Regions from separate parts of the Homo sapiens genome. Here region 2 is linked to region 1. Evidence: chromatin loops called from intact Hi-C (ENCODE). Cell type or tissue: chondrocyte. All regions are shown on one strand. Links, peaks and the distances in the headings refer to the core of each region. The heading gives the core; the rest is flanking DNA.

Evidence for each region. Hi-C counts contacts between places; a loop is a spot of excess contacts. Peaks named below come from ENCODE experiments on the same cell type or tissue, not always from the same donor. Only the 100,000 strongest peaks of a DNase experiment are listed, where the experiment ranks them.
Region 2: a loop joins it to region 1, with 6 times the contacts of the local background. A loop is called at or near these places in 3 of 110 quality-filtered maps.

Annotation. Positions count from the first base shown.
Region 1 is chr19:14,069,566-14,080,693 of GRCh38, forward strand. MISP3 (MISP family member 3) reads left to right here and starts at 3,221. Exons shown (of 3, transcript NM_001291291.2): 1 at 3,221-4,312; 2 at 4,825-4,898; 3 at 5,141-5,497. The coding sequence starts at 3,745. The coding sequence ends at 5,158. It overlaps MIR1199 (microRNA 1199), which reads left to right and starts at 3,796; the gene lies at 3,796-3,914. It also overlaps the pseudogene EEF1DP1. RefSeq lists silencers at 3,040-3,209, 3,780-4,189, 5,612-5,847 and an enhancer at 4,377-4,897. In chondrocyte, for the core only: CTCF peaks have their summits at 2,704 (motif pointing left), 2,907, 3,876, 5,679 (motif pointing left) and 2 weaker places; DNase peaks (open chromatin) are centred at 4,894 and 5,666.
Region 2 is chr19:13,272,989-13,284,116 of GRCh38, forward strand. CACNA1A (calcium voltage-gated channel subunit alpha1 A) reads right to left here. Exons shown (of 47, transcript NM_001127222.2): 22 at 10,279-10,408; 23 at 4,081-4,140; 24 at 2,862-2,968. Among named protein-coding and RNA genes, the nearest start is that of IER2, 130 kb to the left of the region's middle. RefSeq lists enhancers at 2,016-3,215, 2,316-2,395, 2,416-2,485, 2,506-2,555, 4,654-4,823 and a silencer at 4,274-4,333. In chondrocyte, for the core only: CTCF peaks have their summits at 4,350 (motif pointing right), 5,184 (motif pointing right) and 5,387; no DNase peak of the experiment used is centred there.

The DNA of each region.
Region 1 (11,128 bases), core at 984-8,983:
CAGCTAATTTTAAAAAATGTCTTCTTTCCTTCATTCCTTCCCTCCTTCCTTCCTTCTTTCCCTCCCTCCCTCCCTCCCTTTCTTTCTCTCTTTCCTTCTTTCTTTCTTTCTTCCTTTCTGCAGAGACAGGGTCTCCCTATATTACCCAGGCTGGTTTCAAGCAATCCTCCTGCCTCGGCCTCCCAAAGTGTTAAAATTACAGGTGTGAGCCACCGTGCCTGGCTGGGATAAACACCTTGGCTTCACTCTCCTCTCTTTCATCAGGTGACCCCAAGGAAGCCAGAGGGGAAGGAAGGTGAAACAGAAGTCTGAGAAGGGGTGCTTGTGAAGTAGAAGGAAATCAGGAGGGGGTGGTGTACCCAAAGACCAAGGAGCTAATGAAGAGGAGGACAGGGAATGAAGTCAGTGATTGAATCTGCCAAACGGACATCATAGGTGCTCTTGTCAGAAAAAGCTCCCAGAAGCCGGGCGCGGTGGCTCATACCTGTAATCCTGGCACTTTGGGAGGCTGAGGCGGGCAGATCATGAGGTCAGGAGTTCGAGACCAGCCTGGCCAACATGGTGAAACCCCGTCTCTACTAAAACTACAAAAAAATTAGCTGGGCGTGGTGGCACACGCCTATAATCCCAGCTACTCCAGAGGCTGAAGCAGGAGAATCGCTTGAACTCAGGAGGCGGAGGTTGCAGTGAGCCAAGATCACACCACTGCACTCCAGCCTGGGCAACAGAGTGAGACTTCGTCTCAAAAAAGAAAAAGAGCCCTTTCATCAATCTTCCCGCGTCCGCCGATTCCTCCTCCTTGGTCGCCGCGTCCTTGGCTGGCGTCAGAAAAATGGCTACAAACTTCCTAGCACATGAGAAGATCTGGTTTGACAAGTTCAAATATGACGACGCAGAAAGGAGATTCTATCAGCAGATGAACAGGCCTGTGGCAGGTGCCTCCCGCCAGGAGAACGGCGCCAGCGTGATCCTCCATGACATTGTGAGAGCCAGAGAGAACATCCAGAAATCCCTGGCTGGAAGCTCAGGCCCCGGGGCCTCCAGTGGCCCCAGCGGAGACCACAGCGAGCTCGTTGTCCGGATCGCCAGTCTGGAAGTGGAGAACCAGAGCCTGCGTGGCGTGGTACAGGAGCTGCAGCAGGCCATCTCCAAGCTGGAGGCCCAGCTGAACGTGCTGGAGAAGAGCTCGCCTGGCCACCGGGCCACGGCCCCGCAGACCCAGCACGTGTCTCCTATGCGCCAAGTGGAGTCCCCGGCCAAGAAGCCAGCCTCACCAGCAGAGGATGACGAGGATGATGACATCGACCTGTTTGGCAGCGACAATGAGGAGGAGGACAAGGAGGCGGCACAGCTGCGGGAGGAGCGGCTACGGCAGTACGCGGAGAAGGCCAAGAAGCCTGCATTAGTGGCCAAGTCCTCCATCCTGCTGGATGTCAAGCCTTGGGACGATGAGACGGACATGGCCCAGCTGGAGGCCTGTGTGCGCTCTATCGAGCTGGACGGGCTGGTCTGGGGGACCTCCAAGCTGATGCCCGTGGGCTACGGTATCCGGAAGCTACAGATTCAGTGTGTGGTGGAGGACGACAAGGTGGGGACTTACTTGCTGGAGGAGGAGATCACTAAATTTGAGGAGCACGTGCAGAGTGTCGATATCGCAGCTTTCAACAAGATCTGAAGCCTGAGTGTGTGTATGTGTGCGCGTGCGTAAGGCCCTGCCACGATTAAAGACTGAGACCGGCAAAAAAAAAAAAAAAAAAAAAAAAGAAAAAAAAAAGAAAGAAAGAAAAGAAAAAGAAAAAGAAAAAAATGTTCCCGTGAAAGGGGGCCAAGAACCCAGCCCAGTTGGCATGGCTGGAGGAAGGACCAGGAGATGATGCAGTGGGGAAGGTGCTATAGAGAAAACTTTTTCCCAGAAGTATACAGCTTATTTATTTATTTATTTATTTATTTATTTTGAGACAGAGTTTTGCTCTTGCTGCCTAGGCTAGAGTGCAGTGGCGCGATCTTGGCTCACTGTAACCTCCACCTCCCAGGTTCAAGTGATTCTCCCACCTCAGCTTCCCGAGTAGCTGGGATTACAGGCGCCCACCACCAGGCCTGGCTAATTTTTTTTTTGTATTTTTAGTAGAGACGGGGTTTGGCCATGCTGGCCAGGCTGGTTTCGAACTGCTGACCTCAGGTGATCCTCCCGCCTCGGCCTCTCAAAGTGCTGGCATCACGGGCATGAGCCTCCATGCCCGGCCGGTAACTGTATTTTTCCTTCTGGGCACCCCAGAATGGTGGGGTTGGGGGCAGGTTCTGGGAAGAGTCTGCTTCCATTAGGGGGAAAGTGGAAAACGTCCCTAGGGGAGGGTGGCCCGCGCAAGGGCATCGATCCTGCCCTTGAACCGCATGATCCGGCCCCAGCTGCTCTTTCCCCCTACCCTGGACGCCTCCTGTTTCCTGTCTGGGCCTCCCCAGGCGCCCGGGCCCAAGGTGACCGCCTTTCAACTGCAACCGCTAAGCTGCGCCCACGGCGCACTGTGTCCGTCTCTCCCTCCTCCCTCAATCCGGGAGTGCCCTTGGCAGCGGACACCTCCCGGATTTTTCCGGGAGGAGAGGGGAAGCCGCTTCTCGGCTTGGCGTGGGGGCAGTGGTGCGCGGCTGGGAACCTCGCTGAGCCCAAGCATTGGTAGGGAGACCCCAGCGGCCAGTAAGGCGGCTCCTGGCGCCCCCTCGGGCCGGAGCTGTGCGCTGCAAGGCTGGATCGGAGGGAGGGCCCAGGGGCCTGAGGAGTCGCTGCCTGCCGGCTGGCACGACCAAGCGGGACTGCCCGGGTCCCGAAAATACGGCTTCGGGGGACACCTCACCAAGCGGCTAGTGGTTCAGAACCCCAGTCCGACGCGCTGCTGGGCCCAGTCTCCGGGACGATGACGGGGACATGGCTCTGAAAAAGTGCCAGGGTGCGCTCAGTAGAACCCAGCACCCAGAATGGCCCCCCAGAGAGCGGGGCCGGGTCTAGGGAAGCCCTCTTCCAAGAAGTCCCGTGCCCTGAGGTGACTGGGCGCGCTAGTTGATGAAACTGAGTGCCCCACCGAGGCGCCCCTGTCCCGAGGGCGGGGCCAGGGCGGGGCGGGAGTCCTCCTGGCAGGTGCCGGGGGCGGTGCCCGGCCCTGCCCCCGGGGGCCGTTCCTGGAGGCCAGAGGCGGGTCAGAGAAGCCGCCGGTGCGGGCGACGCCTTGGAACCCACGGCCGCCACTGCCGCCACAGGTGCCTCACAGTGCCCTCTGTCCTCGCTCTGGGAATCAAAACCCCGGTTGGGAACTGAGGCTTCCGAACTGCTTCCAACCCTGGACACGAAGGCCCCCACCGGCCGGAGAACGAAACCCTGGGGTCGTCTGAAGAGGAGGGCCAGGAGTCCCCAGGGCCAGACAGCGAAGCCCCAGAGCTGCTGCGGAGCTGAACACCGAGGTCCCCAAGCCCTCCGCAAAGGACGTGGAGATCCTGGAGCAAGAGAGCGAAGTCCTCGAGCCATCAGTCGAGCAGGACGCAGAGAGCCCCGGGCTGTCCACAGCTGCGGGCTTTGAGAGTCCTGAGCCAGGCAGAGACGACCCTGGGCCGTCCGAAGCGCAAAGGGCGGAGGTCCAGGGGCAGCATCCCCCTCCAGGCCCTAAGACCTCCTCCTCCAGGTCAGGCTCGGAAGCCCCCCACCTGCGTTTTCCGCCGTGCCCCGAGGCTCCCCAGCGTCCCCCGGAGGAGCGGTTCATGGAGACGCCCATCGAGCGCGAAATCCGCCGCAGCTGCGAACGCGAGGAGAGCCTGCGCCGGAGCCGGGGCCTGAGCCCGGGCCGCGCAGGCCGTGAACTCGTCGAGCTGCGCGTGCGGCCGGTGCTCAACCTGCCGGGTCCTGGCCCCGCGCTCCCGCGCGCCCTGGAGCGGGCGCGGGCGGGCGCGCAGATGCAGCGGGACATCGAGCGGGAGGCCCACCGGCAGGCGGCGCTGGCGCGCCCCGCGGTCCCCGAGCCGCGCGCCCGGTCGCCGCCGCAGCCGCTGGGCGAACTCAAGCGCTTCTTCGAGGCCGCGGCGGGGAGCGGCTCCTCGGCGGGGGCGGGGGACGGCGCGGGCCCGCAGAGGCTGCCAGAGCCTGGGGGACGGCCGCGCTCGGCCGTGCAGGGCGGGTGCCGGGTGCTGGGCAGCGCCCCGCCGCCTTTCACTCCGTCACTGCTGGAGCAGGAGGTGCGCGCCGTGCGCGAGCGCGAGCAGGAACTGCAGCGCCAGCGGCGCAGCGTCTATGGCACCGCGGAGTTCAAGGAGCCTACGCCGAGCCTCACCGGTAAGCCGCGGGCGTAGCAACGCCGGGACCCCCAGGGTTCCAGCCGCCCCCACCGATTGCCCAACTTCAGTGGCCCCTCCTGTGGCCCTCCGATTCTCGGGGTCTCTCCCTCCAAGCTCCCAGACCCCCTCTCAATTTTGTCTCTTGCCTACCCCTTCTGGAGCTCCATTACTCGCTGTGATCCACCCCTCCACCGGGAGTGATGGACTCTCTGATCCACACCACCCAGGCTGCGCGGGGGTGGGGGCATTCCAGATGTCTTCCTTTTTGTCGGGTTCCAGGGAACCCTGACTGGGTTCTGGCACTCCTGGGTCCTCCCTCTGAATTTTCGGGCTCCTGCTTCTCCATTCTGGGTTCACCTCCCTCCTCCCTCGGGTTCCTGGGTGCCTGGAGTTGAATGGAGGCTTTCATGGGGAGGCGGAGGGTGAACGCCTGTGTGTGTTTAAGGGGTGCGGCCGGCCTTTCATCCTGGCTGCCGCCAGCTGGTGAGCTGAGCGCCCCTTCCCCCGCAGCGAGCAGGGGCGACGGAAAGTTGGTGGTGATCTGGCCCCCCCGCAGAAAGGTCTCGGAGAACGGCCTGGAGCAGGTGGGAGCCCCCTTACCCGTGTGCCTCTAGCGCTTGTCGGTCCCCCCACCCCTCCGGTGCCAGGACGCTTGGTGGGGAAAAGTGCATCCTCCCTGGAGGGCCACTCTGGTCAGAACTCAGTCTGGGACGCATCCCCGGGGTGAAGAGGAGACGGTGGTCTTGAGGCCCAAACCGCCACCCCGAGCCTGGATGCAGTGCGCAGGTCCCTGAGGCCGGCCTTCCTTCTGGTCCTCTGTCCCCAGGAGGAGCGCAAACCTTGAGGTTTGAAAAGGCTGGGACCCCCGGCCGGAAGTAACGTACGCGTCAGAGGAACAGGGCGGGGGGCGTCTAGCATTAGGCCTGGAGAAGGGTCGGCTCTCTGCATTGGGGAAGATGAAATCGACTTGCCTTTGTGAAATTGACCAGCCCCCTCTATAAAACTTACAGTCCCCCATTGGGAAACTGACCACCACCCACAACTCCGCCAGTGAAACTGCCCAGCCCTTCTCTGCCTAATTGCAAACTGAACTACCCTCTCCCTTGACTGTTAAGAGGGCCGGAGTTACCGCCTCGATTGCCCCACTCCCCCCACCCCCAATAAAGCCTCTTCTTTCAGGGCACTGCAGCCTGTTTTTTTCTGGGTCCTCTTCGTCTGGGGTGGGGCGGGAGCACGGCGGGCCGAGGGAGGCCCGAGAAAACCCCAAGAGGTGCGGGCCGGAATGCGGGAATGCGCCCTTACCGCCCTGCTCTGGGGCTGCCCGCCTCCCCCGGCACGGCCAGACACGGCCTGGCCCAGGTCCTACCGCCCCCTGGCGGCCCGGGCGCAAAATGTGGCGCGCTTACCGAGTTCACACCCTCTCGTTTCCAGGCTTCCTCGTCAACATTTATTGGTGCCAACGATGTGCCCTGCGCTGGGCACTGGCTAGACAGTGGTGATAAGAGGCTGTTCCTACCCTGGGAACGTAAACAATAGCTACTAAAAAAAAGAGGTGGTGAGGGTTCAGGCTTCTCAACATTATTAGTTCCTAATGATCACCGTTCTTCTTGACCTCATGGGTCCTCACTATGAGACGTGCTCATTCGTGGTGTTGGGTCAAGAGTTTCTGCTTTCCAAAAGCATCCGTGGCCGGGCGCGGTGGCTCACGCCTGTAATCCCAGCACTTTGGGAGGCCGACGTGGGTGGATCAGTTGAGGCCAGGAATTGGAGACGAGCCTGGCCAACACGGTGAAACCCCGTCTCTACTAAAAATACAAAATATTAGCCGGGCGTGGTGGTGCATGTCTGTAATCCAGCTACTCAGGAGGCTGAGGCATGAGAATCACTTGAACCCAGGAGGCGGAGGTTGCAGTGAGCCAAGAACGGGCCACTGCACTCCAGCCTGGGTGACACAGTGAGACTCTGCCTCAAAAAAATAAAAAAGGCAACTGAAACCTGGCTTTTAAGAGAGAAATCTGCATTTTTATGATTGTGACTATTTAGGAAAAACTTTTTTTTTTTTTTGAGACAGTTTTGCTCTGTCACCCAGGCTGGAGTGCAGTGGTGCGATCTCAGCTCACTACAACCTTTGCCTCCTGGGCTCAAGCAATTCTCCTGCCTAAGCCTCCCGAGTAGCTGGAATTACAGGTGCACATCACCACACCGGCTAATTTATTGTATTTTTAGTAGAGATGGGTTTTCACCATGTTGTCCAGGCTGGTCTTGAACTCCTGGCCTCAAGTGATCTGCCGGCCTCAGCCTCCCAGTTTTTTCTAGGCGCCCTGCCTAGAAAAAACTTTTAAAGTTGTGCGGGAGGAGAGGAAGGAAGGAAGTTGGCAAGCAACAACTGTTTGCAATAGGGCCTGTGGCTGTCAATTTGCAAGCTCTGGTTAATTTCTCTCCCCTGGATGGGGGTTCAAGAGGGTGGGTGAACACCCTAAATTGTCTCTAAAACTGTATCTGCACAGTTAACATTCTGGGACTATTTTTACAGTGTCTTAGAAGTGCACTGAGGGCCTGGCGCGGTGGCTCACGCCTGTAATCCCAGCACTTTGGGAGGCCAAAGCAGGTGGATCACGAGGTCAGGAGATCAAGACCATCCTGGCTAATATGGTGAAACCCCATCTCTACTAAAAATACAAAAAAAAAAAAAAAAATTAGCCGGGCGTGGTGGTGGGTGCCTGTAGTCCCAGCTACTCAGGAGGCTGAGGCAGGAGAATGGCGTGAACCCGGGAGGTGGAGGTTGCAATGACCCGAGATTGCACCACTGCACTCTAGCCTGGGTGACAGAACAAGACTCCATATTAAAAAAAAAAAAAAGAAGTGCACTGAGGACCAGACATGGTGACTCATGCCTGTAATTCTAGCACTTTGGGAGGCCAAGGCAGGAGGATTGCTTGATCCCAGGAGTTCAAGACCAGCTTGGGCAACATAGCGAGACACTGCCCCACCCCATCTCTACAAAAAATTAACCGGGTGTGGTGGCATGTGCCTGTGGTCCCAGCTACTCTGGAAGCTTAGCAGGAGATCGCCTGAGCCTGGGAGGTTGAGGCTACAGTGAGCTATGATTGAACCACTGCACTCCAGCCTGGGTGAGAGTGAGATCTGTAACCTAAGAAAAAAAAAAAATTCACTAAGACCAGAAAAGGGGAGACCCAGGAAGTTTAAATTTAAAAATGTTTTCAATTTTGGAGACAAGTCTTGTTCTGTCACGCAGGCTGCAGTGCAGTGGCATGATCACAGCTTACTGTAACCTTGATCTCCTGGGCTCAAGTGATCCTCCTGCCTCAGCCTCCTGAGTAGCTGGGACTACAGGTGTGAACCACCACACCCAACCCAGGAACATTTTAGAATCGCTGTTTCAACTCTTGGCTCTTGAGATCGTGTCACTGCACTCCAGCCTGGGTGACAGAGCGAAACTCTGTCTTAAACAAAAACAAATTCTTGGCTCTGTCCAACTCTGTCTCTTGTATAGGGGCATCAAATGTCTAGTGAAATCCATATGCATAAAATACAGAGAGGTCATGCTGATACAAGGCTGCACCCAAGAGCAGCTCAGCCCATGAAGGGCTCATCAGCTGACCCCATCCTCAGCCCAGTGACCCCATCCTCAGCATACTTCACTGTGACTGTGGGAGCTATGTAGAGAAAGGCGGAGAGAGCCTGGGAAGGTGGAAAATGGAAACACCTAGAGGCTGGTCTTAATTTCCAGCAGGGGAGCCAAGAACTAAGTATGTCATGAGTGGACAGGGGCCGGGCATGGTGGCTCATGCCTGTAATCCCAGCACTTTGGGAGGCCAAGGTGGGTGGATCACCTGAGGTCAGGAGTTTGAGACCAGCCTGGCCAACATGGTGAAAACCCATCTCCACTAAAAATACAAAAATTAGGCCTGGTGCAGTGGCTCATGCCTGTAATCCCAGCACTTTGGGAGGCTAAGGCGAGTGGATCACCTGAGGTCAGGAGTTCGAGATCAGCCTGGCCAACATGGAGAAACCCCATCTCTACTAAAAATCAAGAAATTAGCCAGGCATGGTGGCGCATGCCTGTAGTCCAAGCTACTCAAGAGACTGAGGCAGGAGAATCACTTGAACCCAGGAGGCAGAGGTTGCAGTGAGCCCTGAGATTGCACCACTGTACTCCAGCCTGGGTGACAGAGCGAGACTCCATCTCCAAAAAAAAAAGAGTGGACAGGACTACTTAAGTATAGATGAGGGATTCTCTAACTTTTCTGAATATTAAACTCAACTGAGGCCCCCATATGTCAAGTAAATCAGAATGGGGGAAGGGCTTGACATCAGTATTTTTTGAAGCTCCCAGGTGATTACAATATACAGCTGAGTCTGAGAACCATGAAGTAAATATAAACCAGCAGTTCTCAATGTAGTGGCACCAGGACCAGCAGTATCCGCAATGCTTGGGGAATTGCTAGACATGCGCCTTCCAGGGGCCAGGTGTGGTGGCTCATGCCTATAATCACAGCACTTTGGGAGGCTGAGGTGGGATAATTGCTTGAGTCTGGGAGTTCAAGACCAGTGTGGGCAATATAGCAAGACAAAGTCTCTACCAAAAAAAAAAAAGAGAGAGAGAAAAAAAAGCACTTTCTTGGGTCTCATCCCAGACTTAATGATCAAACTCTCCATGTGATTCTGATGCACACTAGGAAGTTTGAGAATCAAGGGTGTAGAAAGCTGCTCAGCAACAGGACCCAGGAAACAAAGCTTGTTTCCTTCCCCTTCCAGTACTGTACTGTCACCACCCACCCGAAACCCTGTCTTAAGAGACAGTGGATTTGACTTAAAGGAGACCGTCTAGAGCTGCTTGTGGCTAGTCTGAATTGAGATATGTTGTAAATGTGAAATGCTAGATTTCTTTTCCTTTTTTTTTTTTTTTTTTTTTTTGAGATGGAGTCTTGCTCTTGTTGCCCAGGCTGGAGTGCAATGGCACGATCTCGGCTCACTGCAACCTCCATCTCCTGGGCTCAAGCGGTTCTCCTGCCTCAGCCTCCAGAGTAGCTGAGATTACCAGCACCTGCCACCATGCCCGGCTAATTTTTGTAGTTTTAGTAGAGATGGGGTTTCGCCATGTTGGCCAGGCTGGTCTCAAACTCCTGACCTCATGATCTGCCTGCCTCGGCCTCCCAAAGTGCTGGGATTACAGGTGTGAGCCACTGCATCTGGCTTTTTTTTTTTTTTTTCAGATGGAGTCTCGCTCTGTTGCGCAGGCTGGAGTGTAGTGGTGCGATCTCGGCTCACTGCAACCTCCATCTCCCAGATTTAAGCGAGTCTCCTGGCTCAGCCTCTTGAATAGCTGGGATCACAGGCGCCCACCACCACACCCACCTTTTTTTTTTTTGTTTTTTTTTTTTGCATTTTTAGTAGAGACAGGATTTTGCCATGTTGGCCAGGCTGGTCTCGAACTCGTGACCTCAAGTGACCCACCTGTCTCGGCCTCCCAAAGTGCTGGGATTATGGGCATGAGCCACCATGTCCGGCCAAGATTTCTAAGACAGTACAAAAAAGGAAAATACCTCAATAATTTTTTTACATGGATTATACATTGAAATAATATTTTGGGTATAACAGGTTAAATAAAATATCACGAAAATGAATCTAACCTCTTAATTTTTTATTTTTTATTTTTTTTTGAGACGGAGTCTCGCTGTGTCACCCAGGCTGGAATGCAGTGGTGCGATCTCGGCTCACTGCAAGATCCACCTCCCGGGTTCACGCCATTCTCCTGCCTCAGCCTCCCGAATGGCTGGGACTACAGGCGCCTGCCACCACGCCCGGCTAATTTTTTGTATTTTTAGTAGAGACGGGGTTTCACCGTGTTAGCCAGGATGGTCTCAATCTCCTGACCTCGTGATCCGCCTGCCTCAGCTTCCCAAAGTGCTGGGATTATAGGCATGAGCCACGGCGCCTGGCCCTAACCTCTTAATTTTTTTATGTGGTTACTAGAAAATTTGAAACTACATACGTGATTTGCGTTTGCAGCTCACTTGATATTTCCATTGGACCCCACGAGTCTAAAGAATCTTAAAGGCCGGGCAGGGTGGCTCATGCCTGTAATCCCAGCACTTTGGGAGGCCGAAGCGGGAGGATAGCTTAAGCCAGGAGTTCGAGACCAGCCTGGTCAACATAGGAAGAACCCCCCCCTTCTCTACAATAATAATAATAATATAATAATAATAATAAAATAGGGGCATCGTCGCTGCCTGTACTCCCAGCTGCTTAGGAGGCCGAAGTGGGAGGATCACTTGAACCCAGGAGTTAGAGTTTGCAGAAGTTGGAGGTTCCAGGATTGCGCCATTGCACTCCAGCCTGGGTGACAGAGCAAGACCCTTCCCTCCCCCCGAAAAACATCTTAGAGCCACAGGAAAACTCACAGGGACTCCCTCAAAGCGGTATCAGGGAGCATCAGGATTTCCTTGATGTCATTCAGACCACAGCTGTGGACTAAAAAACATCCTTGATGCAGTCAGAAATTGTCACCAGAAATACCCATGGAAGAGCAATAGTGGCCGGGCGCGGTGGCTCACGCCTGTAATCCCAGCACTTTGGGAGGCAGAGGCGAGCGGATCACCTGAGGTCAGGAGTTGGAGACCAGCCTGGCCAACATGGCGAAACCCCGTCTCTACTAGAAATACAAAAACTAGCTGGGCCTGGTGGCATCAGCCTGTAATCCCAGCTACTCGTGGGGCTGAGGCAAGAAAATCACTTGAGCCTGGGAAGCGGAGGTTGCAGTGAGCCGAGATCATGCCATTGTACTCCAGCC
Region 2 (11,128 bases), core at 957-8,956, 800 kb before region 1:
AAATCTTGCTTTCTCACCCAGGCTGGAGTGCAGTGGCATGATCTCGGCTCACTGCAGTCTCCATCTCCTGGGTCCAAGCAATTCTCCTGCCTTACCCACCTGAGTAGCTGGGATTACAGGCATCCGCCACCATGCCTGGCTAATTTTTGTATTTTTTAGTAGAGACAGGGTTTTGTCATGTCGGCCAGGCTGGTCTCGAACTGCTGACCTCAGGTGATCCCCCTCCCTTGGCCTCCCAAAATGCTAGGGTTACAGGCGTGAGCCACTGTGCCCAGCCTATTATAATACATTCTTATATATGCTGTTTATTAGCTAAAAAAATCATTTTTTGTGTGTGTGTGGGGGTGCGGCGGGAACAGTGCTAACTTGATAGGGAATGAATTGTATCTCGTTTTTATTTTACATTTCTCTGAATTCCAAGGGTTGATTTACCTCCATTTTTACTAGTTGCCAGCATTCTATCAGATTTCTGTTTATGTCCTTTGCCCATTTATCCATTGAGAAGTAGTGTTTCTTATTGATTTGTAACTGCTTTTCATATTTTAAAGACATGGACTCCTTGTCTTATTCGTCACAATCTTTGTCCCCTAATTTGATGTGCATTGTATTTTGTTTAATTAATTATTTATTTATTTACTTTTTAACCTACAGAACAGCTTGCTAAACCTGTTTTTTTTGTACTCATCACTATTAAAATTATTCAGTAACCATATAAAGCATAATATTCTAAATAGCAAATTCATTGATTTTTAATTTTTTAAACTTTTTATTTTTTTGAGACAAGTTCTTCCTGTGTTCCCCAGACTGGGGTGCAGTGGTGCGATTTCGGCTCACTGCAGCCTTGAACCTCCTGGGCTCAAGCAATTCTCCCACCTCAGCCTCCCGTGTAGCTGCTAGTGCAGGCATACTACCATGCCTGGCTAATTGTTTTTTTTTTTTTTTAGAGATGGGGTCTCCCTATGTTACCCAGGCTGGTCTTGGCCTCCTGGGCTCAAGCAATCTGCCTGTCTCAGCCTCCCAAAGTGCTGGGATTGCAGGTGTAAGCCACCGTGCATTGCTCTAGTAGTCAAATAGACACTGAAAAGCTTTGAGGAGAGGGAAGGATGTGGGGAGGGAGAGGAGAAGAGAAAAAGAAAAGAGTAAACGAACAAAAAGAGAGGAGAAAGAGGAGGAAGGAGTGAAAGAGAAAGAGAAAGAAGTATAATCAGCCTCCCAACCTTCATGATACATCTCCAGCTCTGAGGCATCCAAAAACTCTGGAGATTTTTTGTTCTAACACAACTTGACCTCATTGTGTTCCCAGAGAAGAATCTAAGTGTGGCCTACTTAACAGCCCTTCTACTGGAAATGGGCCACTATTTTGGCCCTCCTGACAAACCAAGTCCTCATTGTTTGGTGAGGGAGACCATTCAAGGGCCCCTCCAGATTGGCTCAGGAGGGAGCCTAGAGGCAGAGGCACAGGAGGAAGCCCCTGATTCTCTCACGATGGGAGTGAATGTGTCAAGATCCTTTCAAAACCTGTCAGGGAATCATTCACCATGATGGGCACAGCCAGGGTCCCCAAGATTTGTTTCTTGATTAAAGACTGATTAGATATTTTTCATCCCGCTCCAAATGTCTACAACTTCAGGAATGTACTGCTAAGTCTGCTATCAGGGCCCTAAGGGCTAATGGCCACTCACCTGTTGGGTACCATCTTGAAATAGTCACCCAGAACTTGGGGGCCATTTTGAAATGGTTGCCCTAGAACTTGGGTGCCATTTTGGAATGGTTACCCAGAACTAGGGTGCCACCTTGAGATGGCTGCCCAGAACTTGGGGGTCACCTTCGAGTAGCCATCCAAGACTTGGGGACCGTCTTGGAATGGCTACCCAGAACTTGAAGGCCACCTTGGAACTCAGGGACCATGTAAGAATGGCCACCAAGAATCCAGAGGCCATCTTAGCATGGTAGCCCAGAAATCAGAGGCCATCTTGGAATAGCCACCCAGAACTTGGATGCCACCTTGGAATGGTTGCCCAGAACTTGGGGGCCACCCTGGAACTCAGGGGCCATCTTGCAATGGCTGCCTAGAACTTGGGGCCATCTTGGAATAGCCACCCAGAGCTTGGGGACCATCCTGGAATGGCTACCCAGAACTTGAAGGTCACCTTGGAACTCAGGGACCATCTAAGAATGACCACCCCAAATTCAGAGGCCATCTTGGAATGATAGCTCAGAACTCAGGGGCCATCTTGGAATGGCCACCCAGAACTTGGATGCCATCTTGGGATGACTACTAAGAGCTTGGGTGCCATCCTGAAATGGCTGCCTACAACTGGGGCGCCATCTTGGAGCTGCAGGATGACACATGGCCTTTCAGAGGGCAGAGAATCCTAGGACTGCCAGGAGAAGTGAAAGACACACAAAGGGAGTCACCAGGTCTACAACTACGGGGCCTTCAGGCATAGGGAGGGGGTCAGAATTCTCATGCACATTCGTTTCCTGATTGTCTCTTTAGGGACTTTCCAAAGAGACAGCGGTTTGGGCGGCGCTTGTGGAGTAGTAGGGGGATGAGATGTTCCGGCGAGGCTAGTCTACAGGAAGCTGCACAGCAAGGGGCCAGTGATGTGGCTGAGGCCCGTTGCTGTGTGAGGAGGTAGAAGGTTGGCAGGAGGGGGGGTCCCTTCTCCTTCTTCCTCCATGGACATCATGCAAAAAGCCATCGAAGCTCTTCCTGGTGGCATGCTGATATCTCCCACGTCCCCGGAGCCCACACACCCCATCCCTAGACCCTGAGAACATGTCCTGTAATCCGATGTGTGGCCCAGGCTGGGGGTTGGGGGAAAAGAGGCAAGAGGAACCCTTGCGAGGAGACTTACGTGAAGGCAAAGGCTACCAGGGCCCCACTGACCACTATGAAGTCGAGAATATTCCAGAGGTCACGGAAGTAGGCACCCTGATGCAGGACGAGCCCCAGGTCAATCATCTGTGGGGGAGAAGAGAGGGTGCTCAGAACCCCCACCTGATCCCCACCCTGGGGTGCTGCCACCCACTCTCTAGCCTCTCGGGGAGAGGCAGGGAAGCCAATGAGGCCACCTCATCTTGCAGGGATGGGCAGTGGCCAGAGGACTCCAGGGAGGAGTGGGGAGCCCCTGCCCCATGAGGCGGCCCCCCTTTGCCTGATGGAAGCCAGCTCTGGCTTGCCGGCTCTTAGATCCAAACTTTGGGATCCTCTTTGATGCCTCTTTGTCCCAAATCCCTCATTGGTGGCTCTATCAGCAAAACTCACTGGCTCTATTTCCAGAACCTTCCAAGAATCTGTCCACTTCTCACCTCTTCTTTGGTCACCAGCCTGATCCTGTCCCCGTCATCGCCCATGGGGACCAGTGTGATCACCTGCTCACAGGTCCTCTGGCTTCCCACAGATGCCAAAGGGCACCTGTGAACACCTGGATCAAGTCCCTCCTCTGCTCAGAACACTCTATGGCCCTCACCTCACTCAAAGTAAGAGCCGAAGAGCCCTCTCTGTGATCCCCGGCACAAGGTGCCCCCTCACCTCCCCACTCATCTCTCTGTCCTTCGTTTCCCCACTGTTCTCTCACTCCGCCCAGCCACACCAGCTTCCTTGCTGCTCTTCAAACACACCAGGCATTTCTAATCCTCTGGGAGACTCATCCTCTCAAGGGGGGCATTCTTGGAGGCTCAGGATCTCCTGGAATCCCAGCTCTTTTTTTTTTTTTTTTTTTTGACAGAGTCTCGCTGTGTCACCCAGGCTGGAATGCAGTGGCAAGATCTCGGCTCACTGCAGCCTCCACATCGGCTCATTGCAGCCTAGGGTTCAAGTGATTCTCCTGCCTCAGCCTCCCGAGTAGCTGGGATTACAGACATGTGCCACCATGCCCGGCTAATTTTTGTATTTTTAGTAGAGATGGGGTTTCACCATGTTGGCCAGGCTGGCCTCAACCTCCTGATCTCAAGTGATCTGCCTGCCTCAGCCTCCCAAAGTGCTGGGATTACAGGCATGATCCACTGTGCCCAGCCCTGCACTTGCTTAAAAAAAAAAATTACCGTGTGTTCTCACTTATAATCTGCACTCACCTTGATCACCATCTCAAAGGTAAAGACGCCTGTAAAAACGTAGTCAAAGTATCGCAGCACCTGTAAGGGATAAAAGCAAGAGAGCAGTGGATCACTGGCCTGTTCCAGCAGAGCCCCGGTAAAACTAACGATCGCCTACTGGGGAGCAGAGTTTCTACCCAGAAGAGGAAACACAGCTGCTATATACAGTTGCGCAGGGCGTGCACTGCACAAGGGCCCCTCCCATCTCTTTTCATACTGCAGATTTGTATGTTGTGAATGAAATTGTCCAGCAGATGGCAGCAAATCCTAACAAAAAAATCACTGTACTAGGCCAGTTCGCTAACCCACGGGAAGGGTACCTTTTAAAATTTGCCCCAAGCCCTGTAGTGGATTAGAAGCGGCCCCAGAGAAGTTCAGGGCTGACTGTATCCTTCTTGGTGATGGATCTAATCCCCCAGTACCCTTGCTTTCCTGGGCATCCTGGGCGAGAAATAGTTGCTACGTGGTTTTTTTAAACACTGGGGCCAACTTCCTGCCACGGCATCTCTTCCTGCTTCAAGGCCAGGCCCCTGCCAGGGTAGGTTGATTTTTCCTGTGCCCCTCCCCAGGCCTGATGTTTCTGCCTGGACGAGCAATGTCCTCTGGCCCAGCCCCTGTCCAGGACACACCATAGCACACCTCTGGTGTCACCCAGGCCTGAAGATGAGGGTGCGCCGGCACAGTGTCTGGCTGGTGCTAGACATGGGGTGGACACCGGCTGGGCACGGTGGCTCGAGCCTGTAATCCCAGCACTTTGGGAGGCTGAGGCAGGCAGATCACTTGAGGTCAGGAGTTCGAGACCAGCCTAACCAAATGGCAAAACCCCGTGTCTACTAAAAATATAAAAAATTAGCTGGGCATGGTGGCGTGTGCCTGTAATTCCAGCTACTTGGGAGGCCAAGGCGTGACAGTCACTTGAACGTGGGAGGCGGAGGTTGCAGTGAGCCGAGATCGTGCCACTGCACTCCAGCCTGGGAGACAGAGACTGTCTAAAAAAAAAAAAAAAAAAAAAATCAGATCCACCCAGAAGCTGCAAGGGCTGAGCATTACTGAACATGGCCACCAGAGGGCGCTGTGAACACCAAAGAAGTCAGGCACATCCTTCCCCTGCTTACAATCCTCCGTGGCTCCCACCTCATTCAGGGATAAAAGTCAAAGTCCTCCCCGAGGCCCTCAAGCCCCTGCACGATCTGACCATTCAGCTCCCTGCCCTCACTTCCTCTCATTCTCTCCCTTGCTCACTTCCTTTTGTTCCCCAAGATGCTTCCACCTCAGGGCCTTTGCACAGGCTGTTCTGTCTCTCTGGAATGCTTTCCCCCACATCCCATTTGATTCCGTCTTTCTCCTCCTTTATGACTTAGCTCAAATAACACTTTCCCAGTGAGGACTCCCCTGACCGGCTGTTTAAATTCCATCTCCTGGTGCTTGAGATCCTCTTTACGAAGTCTCTCCTTCCCTCTGCCCACCACACCCCCGGCCACTTATCACTCCCTGAACATTTGTTGTAGTTACTGATAATCTCATTGTCCATCTCCCCCACCCAAATGTCAGCCCCACAAGGACAGGGATGTCTGTCTGTCACCATGGCGTCTCCAGCTTATAATACAGGGTCAGGAATACAGTAGGTGCTCAAGAAATGTTTGTTGAATGAATGCATCAACAGTTGGGGCTGTACTGGGTCCTGGAGGAGCTGGGCTCTGTGATCTGTGTGGTTATAACTTATATTCCTGTTATATGTGGTGCTTGAAGAGGAATCAGAGACCAGAGTGCCTGGGGTCAGGGTGAGGTGACTTCCTGGAGGGAGGGGCTGGTGCAAGGGGATTGGCTTGAAAGACCTGGGTGGGCAGAGGGGATGGTGGTGGGAGAGTATTTCAGGTGCACGAGGCAGTGGGCACAGCCTGGTCAAAGGCCTGGTGGTTTGTGGGCTCTGGGAGTGCAGGGACCATCTCATACCCTGTCAATCCTCCCTGGCTCGCTCAGTACCTGGCACATAGTAGTTGCTTATCAAATACTTACTAAAGGAATGAATGGAAGGAAAGAAGGAAGAGAGGGAGCTGGGAAAGGGCAGGCCGTGGGGGTCAGGTGAATCTAATTCTGGAGCTCTTAATAAGCTGTGCAAGAGGAAATCAAAAGACCAATAAATTAGGTTCAAGTATTCCTAATACTTAGATCTTTTTCATCTATTTGAAAATGTTATTTCCTGTGGCTCAGTCTAATCCAAAAAAGTGCTTGATCTCATTCATTACAGGGAAATGCCAAGCACAACCCCAATAAGATCTCACTCCACACCCAGCAGATCGGCCAAATGAAACAGTCGACAGTACCAAGTGTTGACAAGGATGTGGAAGAACAGGAGTTCCCATGAGCTACTGGTGCAAGGGCCACTGCGTTCATTTATTTTTTAATTTTTTTTTGAGATGGTGTCTCACTCTGTCACCCAGGCTGGAGTGCAGTGGCACAATCTTGGCTCACTGGAACCTCTGCCTCCCGGGTTCAAGCAATTCTTCTGCCTCAGCCTCCAAGTGTCTGGGATTACAGGCGCATGCTACCACGCCCGGCTAATTTTTGTATTTTTAGTAGAGACCAGGTTTTACCATATTGGCCAGTCTGGTCTCGAACTCCTGACCTCACGTGATCTACCCACCTTGGCCTCCCAAAGTGCTGGGATTACAGGTGCGAGCCCGGCCCACTGTGCCCGGCCCACTGTGTTTATTTTTATTTATTTATATATATTTTGGAGACAGGGTCTCGCTCTGTCGCCAAGGCTAGAGTGCAGTGACGCCATCTTGGCTCACTGCAACCTCCACCTCCTGGGTTCAAGTGATTCTTGTGCTTCAGCCTCCCGAGTAGCTGGGATTACAGTTGTGTGTTACCACGCCCAGATAATTTTTGTATTTTTGGTAGAGACGGGGTTTCACCATGTTGGCCAGGCTGGTCTCAAACTCCTGACCTCAGGTGATCCACCCGCCTTGGCCTCCCAAAGGGTCACTGTGTTTATTGTCCAATAAACATTCAAGCTGCATTTACTGAGGCCAACCACTTGCAAATTATATGCTCTAGAAACTTCGCTTTTGGTTTATACCCTGGAGGAATTCTTATTTATTGAGACAGGGTCTCGCTCTGTCACCCAGGTTGGAGTGCAGTGGTATGAACATGGATCACTACAGCCTTGACCTTCCAGACCCAAGTGATCCTCCCACCTCAGCCTCCCAAGTGGCTGGGACCACAGGTGTGCACCACCACGCTCGGTTAATTAAAAAAAAAAAAATTTTTTTTTTTTTTGGTAGAGGTGGGGGTCTCACTATGTTGCCCAAGCTGGTCTTGAACTCCTGGCCTCAAGCATTGCTCCCACCTTGGCCTCTCGAAGTGCTGGGATTATAGGCGTGAGCCACTGCATCTGGCCTCCTGGAGAAATTACTGTCCAGGTGACTCAGGAAACATGTTGAGGGGCGTGGCATGGGGACAGTATTCACACTTAGAAACAACCCAAACATCTGTCAACAGGGGATGGATAACACATCCCATGCCACACAGTAAATCTCAAAACAGCATCATAAAGAATGCTCATTGACCGGGCGTGGTGGCTCACGCCTGTAATCCCAGCACTTTGGGAGGCCAAGGCGGGCGGATCACTTGAGGTCAGGAGTTTGAGACCAGTCTGGCTGATAGTGTGAAACCCCGTCTCTACTAAAAATACAAAAATTAGCCGGGTGTGGTGGCGCCTGCCTGTAGTCCCAGCTACTCTGGAGGCTGAGGCAGGAGAATCGCTTAAACCCGGGAGGCGGAGGTTGCAGTGAGCCAAGATTGCACCACTGCACTCCAGCCTGGGTGACAGAGCAAGACTCCATCTCAAAAAAAAAAAAAAAAAAAAGAATGCCCATCAATCCTGCAAAAGCAACATGTACTCATTTAATGCGAAGCATAGAAGTGTCTCATTTATTGAATGTTACAGAAGAGCAAACATAAATTCAGTTTTTAAGAATTGGCCAGTGTTGGCCAATTACAGGCATGTAAGAATTGGAATTACATGCCTGTAATTCCAGAGCTCTGGGAATCTGAGGAGGGAGGATTGCTTGAGGTCAAGAGTTCGAGACCAGCCTGGCAACATAGCGAGGCCCGTTTCTACAAGCATTTAAAAATTAGCTGGGTGTGGTGGTGCATGCCTGTGGTCCTAGCTACCTGGGGGGCTGAGGTGGGAGGATCACTTGAGCCCGGGACGTTGAGGCTGCAGTGAGCCATGATCACGTTACTGCACCCCAACCTGGGCGACAGAGAGAGACATTGTCTCTTAAAAAAAAAAAAAAAAAAAGCCTGTGCAGGTGGGAAAAAGAGAGAAGCCAAAAACGCTCATTCCAGAAGCTGGGGTCGTGGTTACCGGTAAGGCAGGGTTTCTCAAGCTGGGCTCTGTGGACATTTGGGTCTGGATCATCCTCTAGAGTGGGGGCTGTCCTGGGCATCGGCGGGTGCTGAGCAACATCCCTGGCCTCCACCCACCAGATGCCAGGAGCACCTCCCCCCTCCTGTCGTGACAACCAAAAATGTCTCCAGACAGTGTCCCCAGCAGCTCTAGAGGGAAAGAAGGCGGTGGGGGTGGGGGATCGAGGAGGCACATGCCGCGTGGGGCGTTTTTGTTCTATTTCTTGCCCTGGATGGTGGTTACGTGGTGTGAACGTTATGGGGCCACAGTGTTCTTGTAGAGAAGTTTCGACTGCGAGATGGACGAGGGAGGGGGCCGGGGAGCTGAACGCTCTTTGCAAACAGTCCCTGGGGCCTGGTCTGAGCACTGCCTAGATTCCCTTCAGCCCTGGGAGCTGCCGTGCCCCCTGGATCATCCATGCCTGTGCCCTCCCTGCCGAAGGCAACGCCTTCTTCAGCATCCTCGCGTCAGCAGGGGGTTTGTGGACCCCTCCAGGGACACCTCCTCCCCACGCCTGGCTCCTGGAGGCCCCTGGGGGAAACCAGGCTGCGGGAAGCAACTAAGCGGACTGTGAGGAGGCTGAGCACTGGCTCTAGCTTCCTCCAGGAGCTGCGTTCTAATTATTTCCTTCCATCTCCCCCATCAGGTCCCCAGGGGGGCCTGCCAGGCCTGGGAAGGAAGGGAAAGTGCATGGTAAGCTGTGGGCGGGCTTGAGGGATGGGGCTCGCCAGCTTTGCCTGGGTCCTAACCTACTTAGCCAGGGCAGCAGAGCCTTGGACCAGCAGAAAACACACTTTTTTGGCTCTGGGTTGGGAGGGAAGGGTTGGGGGAGGGAGCTGGGGAGGGAAACAGGAGCCACCAGTCCACCCTCTACCAGGCCCTGGGGTCAAGCCTCTGCCCGCAGCCCATGACTGAGGCACGCCCTTGCCTGTTGGTGCCTCGGTTTCCCCATCTCAACCACAAGCATGCACTCATTCCTGCTTGTCAGGACTCAAAGGGGCTATGCACACCCATCCGTAGCATACAGTAGGTGATTAGTAAATGCAGACAGTTGGGGGAAGCAGTGGGAGCTTTGGGGGATGCAGAGTTGGAATTCTGCTGTGTGACCCTGGACAGGCCACTTACCACTCTCTCATTCCCCTGAGCCTCAGTTTTCCCATCTGTCAAATGGGGATGCCTGGGCGGGGGGTTGGGGGGGCGCATTGTGAGGATTAAATGAGATACTGCATGCTGAGTTTCTTCCTGGGACACAGCAAGTGCTCAATTAACAGGGGTTGTCAACAGACCCACCATCCGCAAAGGGGCTTGCTTTCATAAAAACCAAAAGCTTAGGCTGTGTTTCTGAGCCAAATAGTTGTTTCTTTCAAAGCTTCGTGTACAAAGGGAAATGTCTACTGCGGAGGGGACCACCTCTGAGCACCGCCCCTGCCCCAGTAACCCCCCTATTCCATGTAGAGAATGTGCAACATCCATATCCTGCTAGTCTCACGCCTCCATTAGAGAATCCAGCAATTTTCAGCCCCAGTCACTCTGGGCCACCTCCACCCCACCAGGCTCACAGAGAAACTGCCTCAAGGAATGTCTTGCTCCCAAGAGCATCCCCAAGGAATCAGAGCTTCCCCTCTCAACCAGCAGCCATAAGGGCTATGCCTAGGGGTGACCCCAACATCCCACCCTACCTATGAGCATTTTGGATGCAGGAGAAAGTGGCCTGAGGCAGAGCAGCCAGGCTAGGAAGGGGTGTGCTCTGTGGGACTCACGTTGTTCCGAGGTGCGTTGGGCTGCACAGGGTCCTCGGCGGCCAGGGCGATGCTGCTCATGGCAATGACCATGAGGATGCACATCTCAAAGTAGCGCAGGTTCAGGATGTAATGGCACAGGCGGCGAAGGCTGTTGGAGACAGATGGGCGTGCAGAGGTCCACTCAGACCACAGGCTCACAAACCCTTTTCTTCCATAATCTCATGTTACCTACCACTACTGAGATCTCCAACCCCCAAGGCCTCCTACACAACAAACTATTAAACTCCTCCAGGTGGGGGCCCTCTCTGGGTCCTGGAACCCCAAGAAGGCAGAGGGGACCTCGGTGAGAGAAGACATTCACATGCCCTGTTTAGCAAAGTTCCTATCACTCCCAAACGACCCTCTTGAAGTATCTTGATCCCCAAGCTAGGTTGAAGAAATACGGTCCTTAATTCTGTAGGAGATAAAAAGGCTTTTCGATATTAAATGTCCCAGGGCCAAACAATATTGTGAATCTATGGGTTAAGTAGATTTCTTTCTTTCTTTTTAAAAATTAGCTGTGTGACCTTGGGCAAGTTACTTGTCCCCTCTGTGCCTTGGTGCCCTCATCTGTAAAATAGCCGTAATACTAGTGCTTACTTCACAAAATCATGAGACCCAAGACTTAATTTATGCCTGGCTCATGATAGGGGCTCCAAAAAGTTAGTTATTGAAATTATGAATTGCAGGCCTTATCAGAGCCTTGAATGTGCCAATGGGATGTGCCAGTTAACCTCTTAATAAGTGGAGCCAATAATAAATAGTTCATAAGGTTGTGTGAATGGCAGCAGAGCTGAGTGGTTAAGAACAAGGAGGCTAGAGCCAGTGT